Linked DNA regions of Mus musculus: region 2 is linked to region 1. The links are chromatin contacts, found by Hi-C or POLR2A ChIA-PET in ENCODE. All regions are on one chromosome and are shown on one strand. Each heading gives the region's core, a stretch centred on a gene start or an enhancer-like site at or near the end of the contact. The rest is flanking DNA. Distances are from core to core; before and after follow the strand shown.

Region 1 (5,517 bases), core at 1,180-3,679:
GGCCTTTTCCAACTTCAGCCAGCTCTCCCTCACCCACCTTTGTAGTGCTTCTCGCCCTCCCTGCCCCCCATCCCCCTGTTCACAACCTGAGCCACCTCTGAGCCAAAGCGCTGGGGCAACTAGCAAGAGGGAATAGCTTCCCCAGAAAACTCCAAAGTCGGGTCTGGGCTTCAAGTGCATCATTTTCCCTTTCCTGGAGGTTAGGGGGAATAGAACTACTGTTGGGGAGCCACTATGTGTATGTTGGGAGGGGCGCACAGAGAAGTCTTCTGGCAGCTTAGCCCGAGTAGGGCTCATCTAGGCTGGTGCTGTCAGCAGGGCCCGATGGGTTGCCAGGGCTGACAGGGGTGGCATCCAGGCCTCCGCCCTCGATGGAGCTCTCGCTGCCTGTGCTCTCGCCCGACAGCAGGCGTGTCACCCTTAAATCGGTCTCCAGGGTGCTCACGTCATTGCCAAAGCTAAGGTCGCCCAGGTCACTAATAAGCTGTGACAGTTGGGCCTTCATGTCTGAGGCACAGACTGACAGAGGAAGTGATGTCCCCGAGCTGGGGCCCAGCGAGACCCCGCCGTCCCCCAACGCCTCCTCGTGGCCATTTTCCAGCGGGTCCAGCAAGTCCTCACATTCCAACTGCATGGCCACCACCAGCGCCCTCTGCGCCTCAGCCTCTTCCTCTGCTGGATCCCCATCCCCCACACCGTCCTCTTCTTCCTCCTCCTCCAGGCAGTCCTCCAGATGCTCCTCTTCTTCCTCCTGCAGCTCCTCCTCTTGCTGTTCCCCAAGCAGGTCCTCGGTGATGGAGCCCAGCTTGGGAGCGCTGCGGCTGCGCTCCACTGGCGGCTTGTAGCAGCAAGGTCCGTGCAAGAGCAGCTTGCGCAGCGGCACTAGTGGGATGGTGTGTGCGCCCACCAACTCCTGCTGCTGGTGACGCGCATCATCCCGCCGCTTGAGACGTTTAAACTCTGCCAGAGCGTTGGCTGATGTCTGGTAAAGCAGCAGAGCCATGGCCTGAGCCTTCTCCGGCTTGGACACCAGCACCGCGTGGCAGCGTAGCATTACCGCCTTGTGCTTCAGCTCATGCCGGTATACCCAGGCGAAGACTTTGGGTAGCCGCGCGTCTGCCACACAGTAGGTGACGCGGTGCAGCAGGTAGAGGTGGCCGGGACGTCGCAGCGCTCGCTCCTCGGCATGCACCATGCGGATGCCTTGCGCACTCACGGTCAGCTTCATCTTAGTCCCTTGACGGCCGGCCTCACTCTTGCTCCAGATCTTGCCCACCGCTAGGTCAGTGCAACCGTCCCCGCGCGCCTGGATGGTGGTGGCATTCCCCAGGTAGAGCACAGTGTAAGTGGGGTCCTCGCTGGTGATGTGCAGCTTCTTGCGCTTGGAGCGGAACATGCTGCCCACCCGGCTGAGCGCGCCTTCCGGGCAGGCTCTCGCCAAGGAGCTGAGCGCGGAGTAGTGCAGGCTCACAGCGTAGCCCTTAGGCTTGGACGCCTGCCGCGGCGGCGCCTCGGCCAGCAGCTCGAACTTGTGCTTCTTCCACGGCAGCATCTCCGGAGGACGCCCGGGAGTGGCTGGGGCGGCGGTGGCCGAGCGCGGGGTGAGAGCCCCGCAGGGCCACCAACCCAGGCTACGCTTGGCCCGGGCAAGCTCGAAAAATAAAACTCAGGCTGGGAGGACCTCCGGGGCAGGGAGATGGAGGCAGGAGAGGCCAGATAGTGCTTGGGAACCCCGCAGGGACTGGGGTAGGATATTAGAAAAAAATATTCAGGAAAGAGAGAGAGAGAGAGAGAGAGAGAGAGAGAGAGAGAGAGAAGCCTAGATGAGGAGGACCAGGACAAAAGTCTCAAACAAGCAACAAAATAAGAGAGCGGAGCGGAAAATATTTTAGAAAAAGGCCAAATGAGTGCGTACAAATAAATAAAGGTGGGCGGCTCGGCCAAAGCAACCGGGATGGTGAGAGAAATAAGCTGGAACTCTTCTTCAGCGAACGTGACACACACACAAGTCTTGGGCCAGGGCCAGGAGCCGCGGAAACTACAGCAGTGCGCCCAGGGGCCGGTGCTCCCCACCCCCAGTGGGTGCAGAAGAGGGCGAGCCCCTTGGCTGGACTGGTCCCTGAATAAGCAGCTTGCCCCAAGTGTGGTCCGAGAGGTCTGGCTGGCCGCGGCGGGCCAAGCACAGCGGTCCCGCAGCTCACTGCATCCTCGCTCCGAGGGGACGCCGGAGACTCGCGCTCGGCCGTCTCGGCCAAGGTAGCGCGGGGTTCGGAGGGCAGGACGCGCACATCGTCCGCTCCGGGGACTGCCGCTACCTCATTGCTTCCCTCCGGGGGTGTCCGGCTCCGCTTCGGGGTTCTCGGCGATCTGCAGCGCGCCCTCTGTGGTCGTGCGCGCGGTAGCCGACTTGCTCGCTTCACATCATTGCCGTCCGGGAGGAAGATCTCGGGTTAATATAGGCCGGCACGAACCATTCACCGCGCGGACAGGGGAGGAGCACAGGAGAGGATCCCTTTAGGGCTGCGACGCCGGACGCAGTTCTGGTCTCTTAAAGGGACCAGGTTGCAGGCACTGGTCGAGAGAAGGGAAGACTAGTCCACTTAGGCAACCACGTTCCAAATTTACCAGCATCTCTTTTAGCTATAGAAACCAAAAGACCTGGAGTTACCCGATAGATAGCAAGAGGAACTTAAACTTTGACACTCCACCCTAGGCTAAATTGCAACTCGCTGAATAAGTCTACGTCTAGATCGAAACTTCTGGAGGAGGCGGTGGAAGTTGAGCTTGTAGGCTCTGGGGAAAATTGCGTAGTATTTTGTCGTTGTGGTGACTGTTGTTGTGTTCCTTCTGTGACAACTTCAAGAGAATTTGCAGGTTCTGTTTACTATTATTCTTTAATAATCATCTATTAAGGAAAATAAAGAGCCAGGCGGTGGTGGCGCACACCTTTAATCCCAGCACTTGGGAGGCAGAGGCAGGCGGATTTCTGAGTTCGAGACCAGCCTGGTCTACAGAGTGAGTTCCAGGAGAGCCAGGGCTACACAGAGAAACTGGGGGGGGGGGGGGGGGGAATCAGGAGGGGGGGGCAAACTATAAGAGAATCAATTTTTTGCCTGTTACTCTTCTCCTGGTGCCATTTATCCGCCGGTGAGCAGCAAGCAGGTAGTGGAAAGTTCGTGGTTAAGATGACTGCCATGAACAATATTGAACACAGTAGTGAATGGTCCCTAAGTTACTTGCTTCCAGTTTCCACCCCCGACCCAAACTGCCACAGACCCTCAGAGTAAGGCACTTTTTCGAGACATATGAAGTTTCTAAGTAAGGCTGTGCTGCTGTTTGTAGAGCCATCACTGATGCAATTTGGGTGACAATGCTTAGTAAAAACTCAGATGATACTTTTCATACTCTTTTTTCACGAGCTAACTGGACAACGTGGGGTTTGTTTGTTCCCCTTTATTTTCCCTCCCCTGAGACAGGATCTGGTTACCTCGATCAGGCTCTACGCACATTTGGATCCTCTTGTCTCCGTCTCCACATTGTGGCATGCACCACCATGTCTAGCTCTAGACAAGATACCCTCACTCGCCGGCTTGCCCCTCTGAACCCTCCACAACCTTCTGGACACCCAGGGGCCAACCAGTAAAAGCTAAACGACTTCTATTTGATGAATGAGACATCCGAGCAAACATATATATATATATATATATATATATATATATATATATATATTTTTTTTTTTTTTTTTTTTGCTGGGTTAACTTCAGCCAGAAAAGCCCAAAGTCCTATGAGAATCTGGGAAAAGAGAAAAGAGAGTTCCCAGTGACTAAGAAAATTAAAGAGGATCCAGGGAGCAAGCGATGTTTGAAAGATGATTTCCCCAAGTGGGAGGGGGATTGGAGGGCTCTCTGAGAGCAGAGGATGATGCAATGCCAAGATTAAAATGCAGACACTTGTATGAGATTCGACAGAGTCAGTGATAACAATAAAGAAATGTTTCCCCATCAAAGAAATGTCCTATAATGGATTTAAAACCCTCTCTCTCTGTAGGAAGAAATGGCCTTTTCCTGACTGGCCGTTAACGAGGGTCCTAGTGCCCAACTTGCCAGCTGTGTGGGTGGGCTAAGGCGGGGGGGGGGGGGGGAATACCAGACACCAGGATGGAACAAACCAGAATTATAATAATCCATCATGCCAACATTGATGTTTCTTTTCTGCCAAAGGGACTGCAATATTGTGCGTATTTGTGTGTGCACACAATAGAAATTATTGTTCAATGCCAATAATGACAACTTGCAAATTCGAAAGAACAAAATATTCTGGGGAAAGCATGCCAACTTAGCCTTCAGCTGAGTGATCCTCTATAATCCCCAACTCTAAATTCTAAACTAGAGCCCATATCCAAGAAGTTAACATTGCCAAGTGTCCAGGATGTCTGAGGGCCAGAAGGGCTTCGGGGAGCAAAAAGAGGACCAAAGCTGGTCTCATCTCCAATGAAGGTATGACTATGGGCTACACCCAGTTACAGAGAAACCAGAGAGAAGCAGCGATAAGGAAGCATCCACTACAGCTCTCTGGTGGCAGCCAGAGCACCAGTCTCAGAGGTACAGGCTGTGTCATGCCTAACTACCTGTTTAATAAGCTTGTTTCGATCTTGGAAGAGCAGAAAGGTTCTAGGTGAATGGGAACACCCCATGTGTGAGTCACGTCCTGGGCTTGTGCTCTAAGACCCAGGAAGGAAGAAACCTTTATATCTCCTGCAGACCTGGACCTTGGATAGCCTTTGGGGGGTCTACCTACCTTGCCGTCTGGAGAACCTGGCCAGCCTCGCTGAACTCTGAGGTCGCAGACCCTCGGTGAGAGGGAGGAGCAGATGACAAGCAGGTTCACAGAGAACCGCTCAGCAGGGTCCTTGGAGAAACTGGTTAGACACTATGGGCTGAATTTTCAATGACGCTACTCCATCTACTGGCGGCAGGCGGAAGTGCCGCTTGGTGAGGTTGTTTCTCACAAAACTGGACAAGCCGGCGATTGAATCAATACACCAAGTCACAGCTGAAAAGAAACGCTGCCAGCAGGAGTGCCAGCCTCTCACTTGGCATCTGAGAACCAGCCTCCTAGAGGGCTTTTGAACTGGCTTTCTGCCACTGTGTGTTTTGCATAGTGCTCCTCCTCCCCCGCTGTCCCACTCACTGGACACGGACTTCAAGGTGACAATGGTGACTCTGGAATCCTTTGAAAAAATATTTGTAGAGTCTGCTGTGGTGATGACATTGCTGGAGGCTGAGCAGTAGTGCAGCTGGGGGTGTTTGCTTTCCTGGGAGTGATAGCCTGTGGAGAGGCAGATGACCAACACCCAAGGAATAAAATGCCTAATAAAAGGAATAAAATGCTAAGTCGCTGGTGAACAGGAGGCAGTACTAGGAGTGAAAGTGGCTGCTTTCAAAGCTGGAAGATGTTTCTCGGGGATAGCCATGAACACCGAACATCTGAGGGAGCCAGGCACTCAAAGAGATGCTT
Region 2 (5,517 bases), core at 1,004-3,503, 180 kb before region 1:
AAATGGTTTGTTAGTCAATGCATTTTGCCACTGTACAAAGTCAGGCATGTCTACCTATGTGGCTTACTTAGCTCACTCACAGTATCAATTTAACAATGCTTAATAGAAAACTGAGGGCCTGGAGAAATGGCTCTGTAGTTAAGAGCACTGTCTGTTCTTCCAGAGGACCTGACTCCTACTCTCAGCGCCCACATGGTGGCTCTCAACTGTCAGTAACTCTAGTTCCTTTTGAAATCCGTCTCCCTCTTCTAGCTTCTGAGGATACTGCACACATACAGTATACAATCGTACATGCAGACAAAACACCTGTACACATAAAATAAAAGTAAATAAATCTTTAAAAGCTAATTTAAAAAGAAAGCTAAGCCGGGTGTGATGGCGCACGCCTTTAATCCCAGCACTCGGGAGGCAGAGGCAGGCGGATTTCTGAGTTCGAGGCCAGCCTGGTCTACAAAGTGAGTTCCAGGATAGCCAGGACTATATAAGAGTGAGCGTCTGCAGAACTGGGACCCTCTCGGGGCTCCAGTGACATCATAGATGTGACATAAGTGGTGAAGAAGGCAGAGCTGAGGGTCCTCTCGCCTAGTTGTGCCCACAGACCCAGCGGGAGAGGGAGGGACACACAGAGTCCACATGAAGGTGCACGTGTCAGGATGATGTGGGGAAGCGGCTTCTGTTGTCCCTTCCGCGCTGATTTATCATGGTGCCAGCCATGCTGGGCTCTCTTGAGGGAGAGTGGACTCCACTCTGAGGCTTTGTCTATCGTAGACTTTCTCCAGCTGTGTTCTCTCTTTCTAATACTTCACCTTACCAGCTCCCTGGCTCCGGCTCTGGGCTCCGGGCTCTGTCCTCACACCCCAGCTTCTCTCCTGCTTTCCCTTCACCTTCTTTGTTAGCTAACCTCAGCGTGGTGATACAGAAAACAAAGCCTGACCTGGTTAACAAGAAGCCCCTGCCCACCTTCTCTGGGCTTCCTCTTTCCTGATTGATGCTGTGGATACTGTCTGCCTGGCACCTAGGCTGGTGCTAAGGGACAGAAGTGGTGCCGTGACCACTCATGGCTCCTACCAAACAGAATCACCGAATAAGAGCTCTGTGACCTCGGATAGGCCCCCTGTTTAGATCTCAGTGCTTCTTCCCACACCTGCCTGTGGCAGCCAGGCGTTCTCTACACGGGGATCGCTTGTGGTCAAGCTGGCAAGCGAGGCCTGAATGCCAGAGTGGAAACTGAATCGCGGTGCTGGCTCAAGGATCATCAGTCCCTTGCCACTCCTCCCATATAACTATAAAACACCACTTCCTCAGCTCCGACTTGTTCATTTTCTATTTTTATAGCCATTCCAAAAGCAAACCCTAGACATTTGCATAATAGGCACGCAGTTCACTAGCCAAAGCCTCAAACCACCCCTCAGTCACCAGGGGAAGCAGCTCCTCCCTCAGCAAATCACGAATGTCAGCCCTGCAGGAGAGCCTGGCCCAGCCGGTCACCAGAGGCACAGGCAGTGGGTGAGATAACTCACTGTCTGCCCCAGGGTAGAGTCCTCGGCAGGATCGGCTCACATAAGCTGCCTTGGCAACACGAGACCGCCTAGCAAAGACCTCCCAGTACAGGCCCCTAGACAGGATTCAGACCTCATCCTGCAGGACCCCGTAGCCCTAGGTCTCCCCAAGAGGCCCGTCTGGAGTGGCTGAGGCACTGGGAGTTCTCCAGGCTTGTCTTAAACCCATGTTTGCATAGTTCACACACTGATTTCATTTATATGGCCAGTTATAAATCAATAAAAAGCAATCTTCTATAAAGACGCGTGTATTCACACTTTATACAAGAGCAAGGGAACAGACTGTCCGTACCATTGTGTTGCATGACTGAGCAGGTGGAGACAGGTGGTGACTCTAAAGGCCACCACCACGCTGGGTGGAGAGCCTGCTGAGGGTCTCTGAGATGGCTCAAAGTCCCTCAAAGAGGCCCAGTGATCTTGGGTCATCTGGGGCCACTCTCAGCTTTCATTTCCTTATCTGCAAAGTCAAACGGATGGTCCTGCCACTAATCAAATCAACCAAGCCCACAGGGATAAAAGCCTTTTGTGAAGAGGGAGTCATGAAAATGGAGGGGTGGGGGGAGCGTACAACCGTGGCCACTGTCATCTGGTACCCAAAGGGGACTAGCCGTGCCGTGAAGCTGTCCCCAGTGCCCAGCGGAAGCCTCTTCCTGACTTCTCCTGCTTTTCCTTAGCTGAGCCCCAAGCTGGCACCTGGCAGCCTGCCAGGCTGACCCAGCAGTCCTTTGCCAGTTCATGACCTCAGATGTCCCTTGGAATCTGTTGTACTAAATCTAGTTGGTTCTCGCTCTTCTCTGACAGGAAGGCTGCTTTGCACATGTGCTATGAATGGTGAGGAGGGACCGGAGGGTGGGACTGGCGTTCCTTATAGCTCTGAGCTGTAGCTCTGGCAATAGAGTTCAAGCCTCCTTAGCGACCAGGCTGGGACACACCCAACAGCCTGGGGCTATAGCTTCAGAAATCTCTAAAGGCTTGGGTTGTCTGCTTTGACAGGAATGAAACTCCTTCCCCTGTGGTGCAAGAAGCCCTTTGCAAGAAATCTTGGCTTTCTGCCCCATTCCCACTGCTGACCGATGACCGCTGACCTGCCTACTTAGATGCCTTCCGGGCATAACTAATGAAAGTCAGCTCCTTTGGATAGAGCAGGGCTCTGAGCACCTCCAAGCCCCCAGTCATAGTACAGATGGGAACCAGATGCCTAGGAAGAGAAGTGGCTGACTTGCTTTGTGATTAAATGTGCATTTGGGAGAGTCTTAACAGCCATGCTCCACTTGATCGCCAATCCTCACGGTCACGAACGCCTGGTACCCATGAAAAAAAAAAGAAGAGTTTTTCCAGGTGTAATTAGTTTAAGTCATATGGGATGAGAGTGGCCATAAATCCATTGATTATGCTCCTCATAGGAAGGCAATGGAAAGGCATCAATACACAGAGGGTAATAACCAAGAAAGGCTAAGGAACGATGTTACCAACAGAAGCTGGAAAAGGTAGGGACAAAATATACTTTAGAACCTTCAGAGGGAGCCTGGCCGTACCAACAACTTGATTCCAGGCTTTTGGGTTTCTGGAAGGGTGAAAGAATGCATTGCTGGAGGTGGCTGTTTTGTTCTCTTGACACAGAATCTCACATAGCCTAGGCTGGCCTCAAACTAGCTATGTAGCTAAGGGTGACCTTGAATGTTTGGTCTTCTAGCCTCCATTACCAAGTACTGGGGTTATACCATCCACCATGCCTGGTTTTTGTAGTGCCGGGGACTGGGCCCAGTGCTTTGGCCCAGTTTCTGTTGTTTCAGGTTGCCCAGTTTGTAGTGTTTTGTCAGTGTGCCCTAGGAAGCAATGCCCACGCTAAGGCTCTTTCCGGGGTATCCTAGGGAGGCAGAAAGAGTGACACAGGGAGCTTCCTGGGCCCCTTGCAAAGCCTGAGCTTTCAGTCAATCATCAGAGCAGGCACCGAAGACTCAGTGACTCTGAGGAAGGGTGGTTTTTTTTCTAGCTGTGATTCTGAGTCGGAATACAGACACCCAGAATGAAACCATGAAGCCACTAGTGATGCCCCACAGTGACGTCTCTCCCCTGCCGCAACCCCACTGGTACCACCCAGCCTTCTCTGGGATAGCCCTAGAAAGTGGGTTCTTCCAGAGCCTTCCAGATGTGAACCCACAGAGAGCAGAGGTATCTCCCTCCCCAGTAGACGCACCTGCCTAAACACAGATTTAGCAGACACTCTAGACGGCTGGCTGCCTTCACTGTTGAATGAATCTCAAGCTTCTGGCCATGTCTCGGCAGCAGAGACTCGGGTGGCATCCCCTTCACTGGGACCACCCACAGCTTGCTGCCCTTTCTTCCCAGCGGCCCATATTTCGCTGGACACACCGTCTCCTCCTGTTCTGGCTGGCCTCACCGCTTCCGATCTACCCTCCTCTCCCATTGCCCCCTCCCTTCCTCAGTCAGCCCAGTGTGTCCGCAGGTTGTGCCACCTTTGTGCACAGGTTCAGGCCACCTTCCCAGGGTCGCCACAGACCCAGTACACCTGAAGACTGTGATTCTGTTCCTTCTGCTTCTCCCTAACCTCCCTGCTTGGCTGCATGCACCTCCTATCAGGGCCCCTCCCTGACCAGGTAACTTCAATTCAATCCCCATCCAGTCTCCAAGCAGCAGGCAGCTTCCCGGTGTCAGCAGGTTGTATCACCTTTGAGCTCGGAAGAAAGCTGGGCTGGCTCTAACATGTAAGGCCTGCCCTGTTAGAGCCACCCTATGGGTCCTGAAGACTCCACAACCTCTCGAAATAGTACCACAGATGGGACCACATGCTCAGACATATACACTAGGGGAACATTACACACTCAAACCATAAAACGTGCTCATGTGTTCCTTACCTACAGGGAAGAACTAGTACCCACACTCAACCTCCTGACAGTGGGAAGCCCACCTTTCTAAAGGCCTTGTCTCCTCCTTGGGGAGGCAGCTCAGAAGCGAATGTGGACTATCCAGGAGTAGGGTGGGGCTCTTACAGTATTCTCTCTCTGCCTCTGCTCTCACTGAGAGATCTTCCCAGACTGCTGACTAGTAGGAGAAATGCATCCTCTATCTTGCAGAAACCTAGACATCTACATTCTCACATGCATTGAAAGTTCAGCCTTTGTTAGGCAGCTTGATCAACCTAATGGTCTCTGAGGGAAGGGGCAGGGACCGGGAACTCCAAGGCTGCAGTCCAGAGCCAGCCTGGGGAGGGGAGACCTGGCTCTTGCTCAGCTCCAGACAGGAAGTGGGTGGAGCACTGGAAGCATCGCTCTTCCTCATTTTCCCTTGCTTGCCTAGACTTTCAGAAGCGATGTCTCCTCAAGGAGGGAGACATAGCCTCTCCTTCACCTTTTCTGGTTTTTGGTTATTTTGTTTTGTTTTGATTTTGGGTTTTTTTTTGTTTTGTTTTGTTTTTTCTCTTTCTGAAATATAAGACACACAGAGAAACTGTACCCTTTATACTTGACCTGGTGGAGGCGATTATTTGGAAATATTTTCTCCCCTTGGGATTTGCTTTCGCTAATGGTATGTGGGGAGCAGTCAAGCGGAGTTATAAGTAGAGAGCCCAGGAGACCTGGTGCTTCCTTTGGTCTTTCTTTAGTCTCTGCCTCTTATTTCAGATGGCTGCCAGTTAGGGGAGGAGGGGGCATGTGAGACAGCAACCCTCCTGCAACCCTCAGAGACGCTCAACCTGAGACAGCTGACTCCTAGCCACTTGCAAACCAGTCAGCAAAACACGTCTGTTTGTTGTCTGCACTGGCCCCGGGGTGGCGTGTTATGGCAGCATCTGATGTCTTCATAGTTTCTCTTACATTCCATATACCTTCATAGCCAGTATGGATCCCAGCATCCCCAACTGGTTGCTGCACCCCTCCCTAGAGAGCCACTTCTCAGTTGAGATTGCCTCTGTCAGATTGGCCTGACATCAGGGCAGTTC

What was found. Hi-C counts contacts between places; a loop is a spot of excess contacts on that map. ChIA-PET counts read pairs that join two places held with the same protein, here RNA polymerase II (POLR2A).
Region 2: a map of gastrocnemius shows a loop between it and region 1 (2.8-fold over the local background). The contact joins the enhancer-like site here to the promoter of Fam43a in region 1. A Hi-C loop is called at or near these places in 4 of 37 maps with a recorded cell type or tissue (CH12.LX, gastrocnemius, heart and 1 more). POLR2A ChIA-PET finds 5 or more read pairs at or near these places in 4 of 5 experiments (Patski and embryonic stem cell).

What each region holds. Positions count from the first base shown.
Region 1 is chr16:30,596,635-30,602,151 of GRCm38, reverse strand. It overlaps Fam43a (family with sequence similarity 43, member A), which reads right to left and starts at 2,429. Exons shown (of 1, transcript NM_177632.3): 1 at 1-2,429. The coding sequence starts at 1,552. The coding sequence ends at 278.
Region 2 is chr16:30,772,298-30,777,814 of GRCm38, reverse strand. No RefSeq gene overlaps it. Among named protein-coding and RNA genes, the nearest start is that of Gm33502, 18 kb to the left of the region's middle. Within about 2 kb of position 2,253, at least 2 of the 3 ENCODE cell types and tissues checked have a DNase peak (open chromatin) inside an H3K27ac peak, as active enhancers do; they include gastrocnemius and heart, where a contact is called at or near this core.